Regions from separate parts of the Homo sapiens genome. Here region 2 is linked to region 1. A link is an interaction called in ENCODE POLR2A ChIA-PET data of the cell type or tissue named here. Cell type or tissue: PC-9. All regions are shown on one strand.

Region 1 (5,000 bases):
ATTATAAATAACAGTTGGGTTTCCCTTGTGGGTTAGGATTTGGCATTAAGTCATTACTCATATAAGTATTTTTAGTATGAGAAATATTTCATAATCTTGTATTTGAGATCCTCATAATCAGATAGTTTACTTGGTTACTTTAGATATATGATCTTGTGAAATAGAAAATATTAAGCCTGATTTTCCTAATAACCTCAAAAACATGTCTTAGTCTTCCTATGCTTTTTTTAATGAGATGATTAAGAAAGTATCCACCAGGCTGGGCGCAGTGGCTCAGGCCTGTAATCCCAGCACTTTGGGAGGCCAAGGCAGGCGGATCACGAGGTCAGGAGATCGAGACCATCCTGGCTAACACAGCGAAACCCCGTCTTTACTAAAAATACAAAAAATTAGCCGGGGGTGGTGGTGGGCACCTGTAGTCCCAGCTACTCGGTAGGCTGAGGCAGGAGAATGGCATGAAACCGAGAGACGGAGCTTGCAGTGAGCCAAGATCGCGCCACTGCACTCCAGCCTGGGCGACAGAGCGAGACTCTGTCTCAAAAAAAAAAAAAAAACGAGAACAAAAACAAAAAAACTTACCATCTAGGCCAGGCACGGTGACTCACGACCATAATCGTAGCACTTTGGGAGGGCAAGGCAGGTGGCTAACTTGAACTCAGGAGTTTGAGACCAGACTGGGCAACATGGTGAAACCCCATCTCAACAAAAATAAAAATAAAAATAATTAGCAGGGCATGTCAGTGCACTCCAGCCCCAGTGCACTCAGTAGCCCCAGCTACTGAGGAGGCTGTGTTGGGAGGACGGCCTGAGCCCTGGAGGTGGAGGTTGCAATGAGCCGTGAATTTACCACTGCCCTACATCCTGGGTGACAGAGTGAGACCCTGTCTTATTAAAAAAAAAAAAAAAAAAAAAAAAAGAACCTACCTACCTAATTCTTTAAAATGCTTTTCATTACCATGTTGACAGCTGTCACCTCATGAAATGCTTACATCTCCATATTTTATTGATTAACCCAGAAAAGTATAAAATACATCTTTCATTTAATATTTAAAAGAAAAATCAGGCCGGGTACTGTGGCTCATGCTGGGATGACTAATCCTAGCACTCTGTGAGGCCGAGGCGGGCAGATCATGAGATCAGGAGTTCGAGGCCAGCTTGGCTAACATGGTGAAACCCCGTCTCTTACTAAAAATACAAAATAATTAGCCAGGTGTGGTGGTGGACACCTGTAATCCCAGCTACTCGGGAGGCTGAGGCAGTAGAATTGCTTGAACCCGGGAGGCGGAGCTTGCAGTGAGCTGAGATTGCGCCATTGTTCTCCAGCCCGGGTGACAGTAGGAGACCCCGTCTCAAAAAAAAAAAAAAAAAAAATAGCAGAAAAGTAAAGATCAATATCTCTTTGATTCAGAGAATCTTGAATCATTTTATCTAAGACAAATGGGTAGATAGTTCTGATTAGATCATAAATAAGCCATAAAATATGGCTCAAAGAGCTCAAATTTTGGATTTTATTTTACCTGGAGCTTTAGATCTGGCAGTGACAAGGTACTCTTTAATGGTTTGCTGAACAGCCTCGTAAAAGTTAATGAGTGGTGCAGATAGTGAAGGCTGCTATATTTGACCATGAAATGAAATGTATTTAATGTGTTTAGTAAATTAATTGGTCAGTATGTAATACTTTAGGTAAGTTATGAAATTCTGCCTTTTAACTGTAGTAAAGTATTAATGAAATGAGATTGTTTTGGAGGTTATATTTTAGGGTGTAGTGATCTGTAATGACAATGTATAATGTAGAAATTTCCCTGCTTCAGTCTTCTCCCTGACTGCTTTCTATTTAAATTGCTAAAATCAGCAATCATTCCCTTGCTGCTAAAAACCTCCTGAGTAGCTTTTTGTCACTGTAAAAGTTAAGCTTTCATATAGAATCTCCTTTATAGTCCAATTCCTGCCTCAATTTTTTCTCATCATTTCCCTTTCTGTGTCCTCCCCCTTGAACTTTATGCTATAGCAATGTCAAATTACATATGTTGCTGCTACTCACCTTTGCATATGCTAGTACCTCTGTAGGCACCACCTTTTCCTCCCCTCCTTCCTTAGTCAGCATGGTACATTCCTGTTCAATTTTCAGAACCCTACTTAGGTGCCATCTCTCTAAAGAGAAACCTGTGAACCATCACCTCCCTCACCTCAGGAAAGCACCAGTTCATTTGCTAGTCTAAACTACTACTGCTCCTGGCAGGCACGGTGGGTCATGCCTGTAATCCCAGCACTTTGGGAAGCTGACGCTAGCGGATCACCTGAGGTCAGGAGTTTGAGACCAGTCTGGCCAACATGGTGAAACCCCGTCTGTACTAAAAATACAAAAATTAGCTGGGTGTGGCTGGGCGCGGTGGCTCACGCCTGTAATCCCAGCACTTTGGGAGGCCAAGGCAGGCAGATCACCTGAGGTCAGGAGATCGAGACCATCCTGGCTAACATGGTGAAACCCTGTCTCTACTAAAAACACCAAAAAATTAGCCGGGCATGGTGGTGGACGCCTGTAGTCCCAGCTACTCAGGAGGCTGAGGCAGGAGAATGGTGTCAACCCGGGAGGCGGAGCTTGCAGTGAGCCGAGATCACGCCACTGCACTCCAGCCTGGGTGACAGAGCCAGACTCCATCTAAAAAAAAAAAAATTAGCTGGGCGTGGTGGCAGGTGCCTGTTATCCCAGCTACTAGGGAGGCTGAGGCAGCAGGATTGCTTGAACCCAGGAAGCGGAGGTTGCAGTGAGCCGAGATGACACCACTGCACTCCAGCCTGGGCGACAGAGCAAGACTCTGTCTCAAAAACAAGACAAAACAAAAAAAGAATTACTACTGCTCCTTATACATATTTTTGTCATTTATATTTATTGTCTATTTTTTCTTCCCCACGAATTTGTAAGTTCCTTAAAGTTAGGAATGCTGTCTTACTCGTATTCATACTTAAAGTGTCTGTCATAGTGTGTAAAATATAACAGATGATAAATAGCTACCAAACCTTTTGGTGCTTAGTGTTTTCACAAGTGTTTTTGTAAAAGCAAATCTGTAGTGTAGTGTAAACATTTTCTTGAGTTAAAAGCTTACCTTAAATGTTTTTGGAATAGGAAAAATTGTGCTGTTTATTAAAGTTAAATATTGTACCATGGGAACATTTAAGATAACATCTAGAAAATAGATGTCCTTAGATTTGTATTTGATCACCTTACCAAAACCTGAATGTATGGAGTGTGTTTAAATTGAGAAATACAGATTCATCATTAGCAAATTAATGGTTGTCATTTATTTTTCTCTGCCCAATTAGAAAACCTAATAGTTGATCAACATAGGCTTTAAAAAAAAAATTACCTTTCTTTGTTGTACTAGCTTTTAAATTAAAAAGACAATCTCGCTAAAGCAGTGGCATTAGGCACATGATTTTCCAAATTGAAAAATGCTATGTTTTTATTTATTTAGATTACCAGTTGAATATCCTAACTTTTACTGTTACAAATCTGTATATTTAAGCCAGAGTAACTGTAAAGCCTAGCTGTATATTTGGAATCATTTTCTCTGCAGTTACTCCTAATCATGTTCTGTAACAGTAGGCTCCATAGCCTATTTTTTCTTTTATTTGATTCAGCACCTGGCATAGTACCTACACTTACAGGTGCTCAAGTGTTTGTTGAATGGATGAAAGTCATTGAATTGGTGAGTTCCTCAATCTTAACCTACTACCCTGCTCCTTGCAGGTTGCTTCAGGACCAGCTCCCTGCTGCCACAGCCCTTGGCCACAGCAGCAAGAAGCTAGTCCTTCCCTTGTAATTGATAAATTGGGGAACTATTTTATTACTTGAAGATTTCCCTAAGTCTGAATCTTCAGGTATTGTAGATCAAATTTGTTCCCCACTTTACTGATTATGTAAGCTTGAAGTATATACAGTGGGGCTGCATAAAATGAAGGATACTTGCAGTCAGCTAATGGGACCCATACTTTTATAGTACCTTGAGGAGCAATAATAGAATTAGTTTTGATGTTTAACTCTGATCCAGTTTCGCATAAGTTGAGAGTAGGTATTCTTGAACCTGTGATCCTGATTTGAAAAATAGCTCTCTCATATGGTAAAAAAAACAAAACAAAACAAAACAAAACCACGAACAGTCTTGCTAGTCCCTTTTCTCATATGGGAATTTTTACTGTGGGGATTCTAACTATTGGGATACTTTTTAAGGCATATTCCTCTATAAAACATAAAATGTCTAGACTTACCTGGTTTTGAACAGCTTAGTGTTAAAAGAGTAACTTTGATTACGTAAAAAGCCTTTGAAGTATTTTAATGAACACTAGTCTTTGCTATTGGTAAGAAATCTGCTTGTTTTATTAAAATGCTTAATTGAAGAAAATAATATTCTTCTGTGATTAAAATTAGGAAGAAATAGAACCATTTCCAGAAGAAAGGGAGAACTTTCTTCAGCAATTGTACAAATTTATGGAAGATAGAGGTGAGTATTTTTTATTTATCATTAACGTGGTAAGTTTTGGACAGATAATTAGTATCTTAAAAATAAGAATAGAATTTTGTTTACTGAACTTTATGTCATCAGTAATTATGGCTGTCTTTTTGACTCTGATATCACCAGCACCTAGCATAGCGCCTGTCACGTAACAAGTAGAATGAGGAATTTGATAGCATTTTGACAGATATTGTGGCTATGGACACATAAATGCACTTATTACCCTGTCCTGCCAATCCCTTTACCTATCCATGGGTCCCTAAAGAACAGTAGCAAAATGGGAATTAAGCCAGAAATAGATAAAGAAGTGTGACAAAGTCTCAAAAGTGAGCCTTGGCTCAGCTTATTTAATCTGCCAGAAGCTGCTAAGGCCACGGAAGGATTGAAGGAAGAAGAATAACTTAGGGTAATGAACTAATCCTTCCGTAACCTCAACACTGTTATTCTCTAGCTTATCTTCTTGGTCAGAGTCTACTTTCTTCTTTTCTG
Region 2 (5,000 bases), 770 kb after region 1:
CTCCACATCCTCCCCAACTCTGAGTATTGTCTGTCCTTTAGATTATAGCCATCATAGTGTGTGGGAAGTGGAGCCTTACTATGGTTTTGACTTGTATTTCCCTAATACCTAATGGTATTGAGCTTCTTTTCATGTGCTAATTGGCAACAATGATAATTTAAAACTTTTTCTTTCAGGTAGCTTCCTATTGAAGTTTATTCGGAAGATGACAAGTAGGCATTGGTGTGCTGTTCCCATTTTGTTTCTATCTAAGGCTTTGGCAAATGTCCCAAGACATAAGGCCCTGGGTATAGATGGGCTTCTTGCTCTCAGGTAATTTACTCTGTATATGTACTTGTATGGTTATTTGCCATGACTTTCCATCAATATATATATTTTCTCCTCTGCTTTAATCTACAGTAAATGGATATAGTTAATATTGGGATTGGGATGTTTGGGCTCTTAATTTTACATAAGAAAAAAATTAAAAAATGTATTATTCGTATAGTTGAACTTATTTTGTTTTACAAATTACTAGTTTAAATGTGTACTGAAGTATGTGCTGTTGAATTTTGACCTCTTTAAATAAGGCCAGTAAGTTTTTTTTAAAATTACATTCGTAAGTAGAAAGCTAAAGATAAAATATCAAACAATAATATTTAACAGAAAGTATTTAAAAAATATTTGGTAAAAAGGAATTTTGAGGAGATGAAAAAAAGAAAAAGTATTTCAGTAAATATAAACTTCTTTAAAAGCATCTTCATTTATAGTTTTTTTTTTTTGAGCTGGAGTCTCGCTCTGTCACCCAGGCTGGAGTGCAGTGGTGCGATCTCGGCTCACTGCAACCTCTGCCTTCTGGATTCAAGCGATTCTCGTGTCTTAGCCTCCTAAGTAGCTGGGATTAAAGGTGTGCGCCATTACTCTCGACTGATTTTTGTATTTTTAGTAGAGACGGGATTGCACCATGTTGGCCAGGCTGGTCTCAAACTCCTGACCTCAGGTGACCTACCCGCCTCAATCTCTCAAAGTTGTGGGATTAGAGGTGTGAGCCACTGCGCCCGGCCTATAGTCTTATTTTTAAAAGAGACTTGTTTCATAGTAAAATTGAGCTCTTAATAGAGGCCATAATGGGAAATAACAGCTTTGAAATTCTGCAGACTTTCTGCATTAGGAAGTGTAGTTGTTATAAATCAACTTGTTGATAATCACAAATTATCAGAATTGTCTTTGGGAATACGGAACTGCATTTTTTGTGTTTCGATGTCAGGGATGTTATTCATTGCACTATGATCACACATCAGATTCTCCTGAGAGGGGCAGCCCAATGCTACCTTCTTCAAACAGCTATGAATTTGCTAGATGTGGTAAGTTTTTCTTTTGTTACTTCCATTTACAAGTCTTTCTTAGTGAGTGGGTGTACAGAAATGAGTTAACATAGCAGACCTGTGATACTGCCATTAGAAAGGCCTGCTTGTAATAAAATAATAAATGTGCTTGTAATAAAATAATACATATGATCTCTCTAAATAGTCCTTGGCTGGCACTGGGACCTTGGATTTTGGGAGGATTTACACTATCCTAACTGCTAAGAGTGGCTTATTGTATCTAAAGTGTTTGTTCAATGTGGTTTATGCTGAAAACCTGCTTTCTTTCTGAGAGTCTGGAATTTCAGTATGTATGAGGCAAAAGGTGCCTGCATGACCACGTCCCAGGAAAAGCCCGAGGCACTGAGTCTCCATTGAGCTTCCCTGGTAGACAGACTTTCACTGTGTTGTCACAGCTTGTTGCTGGGGGAGCTAAGTGTGTCCTGGGTGGCCCACTGGGAGAGGACTCTTGGAGCGTATGCCTTGTTCCCTCTCTACATTTCCCCTCATCTTCCCCTGTATCGACATTCAAGGAATATATATGGTGTGTATCCTGTGCTTTTTACAAAGCCTCAGTAAATATTGCTTACTACAGGGGTCAGCAAACTCTTTCTGTGCAGTGCCAGGTAGCAAACTTTTTTAAAGCTTTGCCGCTGGCTTTATGATCTGTGTTGCAACTTCTGAACTAAATAAACAGGCGTTGGCTATATTCCAAAAAAACTATTTACAAAACAGGCTGTGAATAGTTTTTGCCAATGCCTGGCCTAGATAGAGCCAAGGTATCTTATTTCAAGATGTACAACCTTAAGGGAATGAAAGACCTAGGTGGTTTTCTGAGTCAGGGGCTCATTTTTATGGCATTGAAAATAATCACTTTTTTTTTTTGAGACAGAGTTTTGCTCTTGTCTCCCAGACTAGAGTGCAATGGCACGATCTTGGCTCACTGCAACCTCCACCTCCCAGGTTCAAGTGATTCTCCTGCCTCAGCCTCCCAAGTAGCTGGGATTACAGGCATCTGCCACCACAACTGGCTAATTTTTGTATTTTTAGTAGAGATGGGGTTTTGCCATATTAGCCAGGCTGGTCTCGAACTCCTGACCTCAGGTGATCCACCCACCTCGGGCTCCCAATGTGCTGGGATTACAGGCGTGAGCCACCGCGCCTGTCCTCACATTTTGATTGAAAGTAATTTCTTCTTATAGAATGGTGTTTTTTTTTTTTTTAAGATTGTGACTGTCTTTAAGATAGTAACCTCAATTTTAAGTTAACATGGTATCTTTATGTTAAAAGTTGAATAATATTTTCTTTTTATTTGCTTTCTTTTGATTTAGCTAATGATATTTGCTTTCTTTTGATTTAGCTAATGATAACCTACTTTAAGTAGTAGAATTGATTGCCTTCACAGTGGTTTTAGTTTATTCAATTAAACATTTTAATACGAGTAATTTTTAAAACCTTTCCTGCCCTGCCCAGGAGAAAGTGTCACTTTCTGATGTCTCAACTTTTCTCATGTCTCTGAGACAAGAGGAATCCTTAGGACGAGGAACTTCATTGTGGACAGAGGTGAGATTAAAGATAATTTAATAAAGTCTTTGAAAACTATAAAAAATGGTTTTCTTAATGAATTTCTTAGTAGCCATTTATATAAAATATAATGATTGCTTTGTTATCTGTCAGCAGAGACTTTGAAATATTGTATATTTGCTTTGAGTGGACTTAACTAATTCTGCTAAGATGCTTATGGAGAGGTGGGAGAGAGGAAAATGTTTGCAGTACAGATAGACCTATTTAGAAGAAAAGATATTGCTAGTGGGCAGATCTCAACTCTGGATGAGATGCATTAGGAATAATGGCGATGTTAGACTCAAACACAGTAAGTGACACAAACTCCTCTTTCTCTTTTTTCTGTCATTGAATGGCCCCTTCCTCCACCCAGTTGTCCAGTCCTTATGTTTTGGTAATTCTGAGTTTGTCCTGACTTTCTGCATCCAATTCATCATGAAACCCTCCTGTCTCATAAACATCTTTCCTCTTCTCCATGCCGCTCTGTGGCTCTAGCTCAGACCCTCCTCATGTGAAGCTTCTTCCCTTGTGATGATGTCTTGTTGATGTCACGTCCCTGGCCTCCAGACCTCTTACTGTGCCACCCTTTTCCTCAGGACTCTTCAGGGCCAGCCTCCTCCCTCTTTTTGTAAACCACGGGGTTTAGTTTATACAACTGACTTCAGTGCTTATTTGTTATTTATGTGGCTGAGTTCTGATCTTTGTCCCCTCTGGGTTATATAGTTTTTGAGAAATGAAGAAGGGGCAAATTGTGGCCTTTAAAAAATAGAATTTTGTTTTATTTTCTTGATCACAATGCATCTAATTTTGTGGAATTTGAAAAATATAGAACCATATAAAGAAAATAAAAATAATCTGTAATGCCTACCGTCAAACTAAATTCATATTTTTTGGTTTAGTTTTTAGTTCTTTTTCCCTATGAATATACGTATTCTCTTACTTGCCTTCTCATTATAGATAAGTATATGTGTATTTAAAATAATACATATGATCTCTCTAAATATAGATTAAACTGTTTTAAATTTTATTTTTTTGTATTCACATATATATGAGCATTTTAGCATGTTGCTAAGTAATTTTTCAAGATGTAGTAAAAATGCAGTTGATTGTATCATTTAAAATTTATTGTATTAGTTCCTTTTCTTGGACTTTGTTTCAAAGTTTTTGCTTTTATAAATAACACTGGGCTGGGCACAGTGGCACTTTGGGAGGCTGAGGCGGGCAGATCACTTGAGGCCAGGAGTTCGAGACCAGCCTGGCCAGCATGGCGAAACCCCGTCTCTACTAAAAGTACAAAAATTATCGGGGCATGGTGGTGTGTGCCTGTAGTCTCAGCTACTTGGGAGGCTGAGACAGGAGAATTGCTTGAATCCGGGAGGCGGAGGTTGCAGTGAGCTGAGATCGTGCCACTGCACTCCAGCGTGCACGACAGAGTGAGACCCTGTCTCAAAAAGTAAATAACATTGGGAGGAACTTATTTCTATATGTTTTTATTTATACCTGTTTTTTAGGATAAATTCATAAAATTGAATTTGCTGTATTTCAATAATTTTAAGGTTCCTGATACAGATTGAGAGAGGTTTCAAAGTATGACAGTGGACATCCACTTTATCTACAGTGATACAATACCAAATGTATCAGCATGTTAAATTCTTTGCCACTTTGGTAGATAAAACATAGCATTTGGTGACTTTATTTGCATTACTCTGATCACTGTTTTTTAAAACATTTTTTCATGTCTTTGTAGTATTTCTTTTGTGAATTGTCTATTATTGTCCTTTCCCCATTTTGTTTTGGGATTTTAGTGGTTTTTTTTTCTTTTTTACTTGATTTGTAAGTGCTCTTTTTATATTGAGGGTATTGACAAGTTGTTATACCTACTGCAAATAATTTTTTTTTAGTTCCTTTTTAAAAAATTTAGCTTTGCTTGCTGAATGGGTAATGAATTTACGTGATTTGAAGATTAAAACTATTGGTCAGAAGTGTCTTATTTCTGTTTTGCTCTTCTATCTTGCCTTGATCCTTATCGTACTCCACCCCATCCCCAAACAAAGGTGTTTTTGATATAGACTCTGCTTACTACCTTGCAAGTTT

The links. Peaks named below come from ENCODE experiments on the same cell type or tissue, not always from the same donor. Only the 100,000 strongest peaks of a DNase experiment are listed, where the experiment ranks them.
Region 2: POLR2A ChIA-PET joins it to region 1 with 6 read pairs; 1 of 35 experiments calls an interaction of 5 or more read pairs at or near these places.

What each region holds. Positions count from the first base shown.
Region 1 is chr1:235,224,202-235,229,201 of GRCh38, reverse strand. It overlaps ARID4B (AT-rich interaction domain 4B), which reads left to right. Exons shown (of 24, transcript NM_016374.6): 12 at 4,427-4,499. Among named protein-coding and RNA genes, the nearest start is that of MIR4753, 37 kb to the right of the region's middle. In PC-9, no CTCF peak of the experiment used is centred here; a DNase peak (open chromatin) is centred at 2,961; H3K27ac peaks cover 1,042 bases.
Region 2 is chr1:234,455,573-234,460,572 of GRCh38, reverse strand. It overlaps TARBP1 (tRNA guanosine 2 -O-methyltransferase TARBP1), which reads left to right. Exons shown (of 30, transcript NM_005646.4): 7 at 177-312; 8 at 1,247-1,343; 9 at 2,817-2,906. Among named protein-coding and RNA genes, the nearest start is that of TARBP1, 21 kb to the left of the region's middle. In PC-9, no CTCF peak of the experiment used is centred here; DNase peaks (open chromatin) are centred at 1,742 and 2,032; H3K4me3 peaks cover 593 bases; H3K27ac peaks cover 1,785 bases.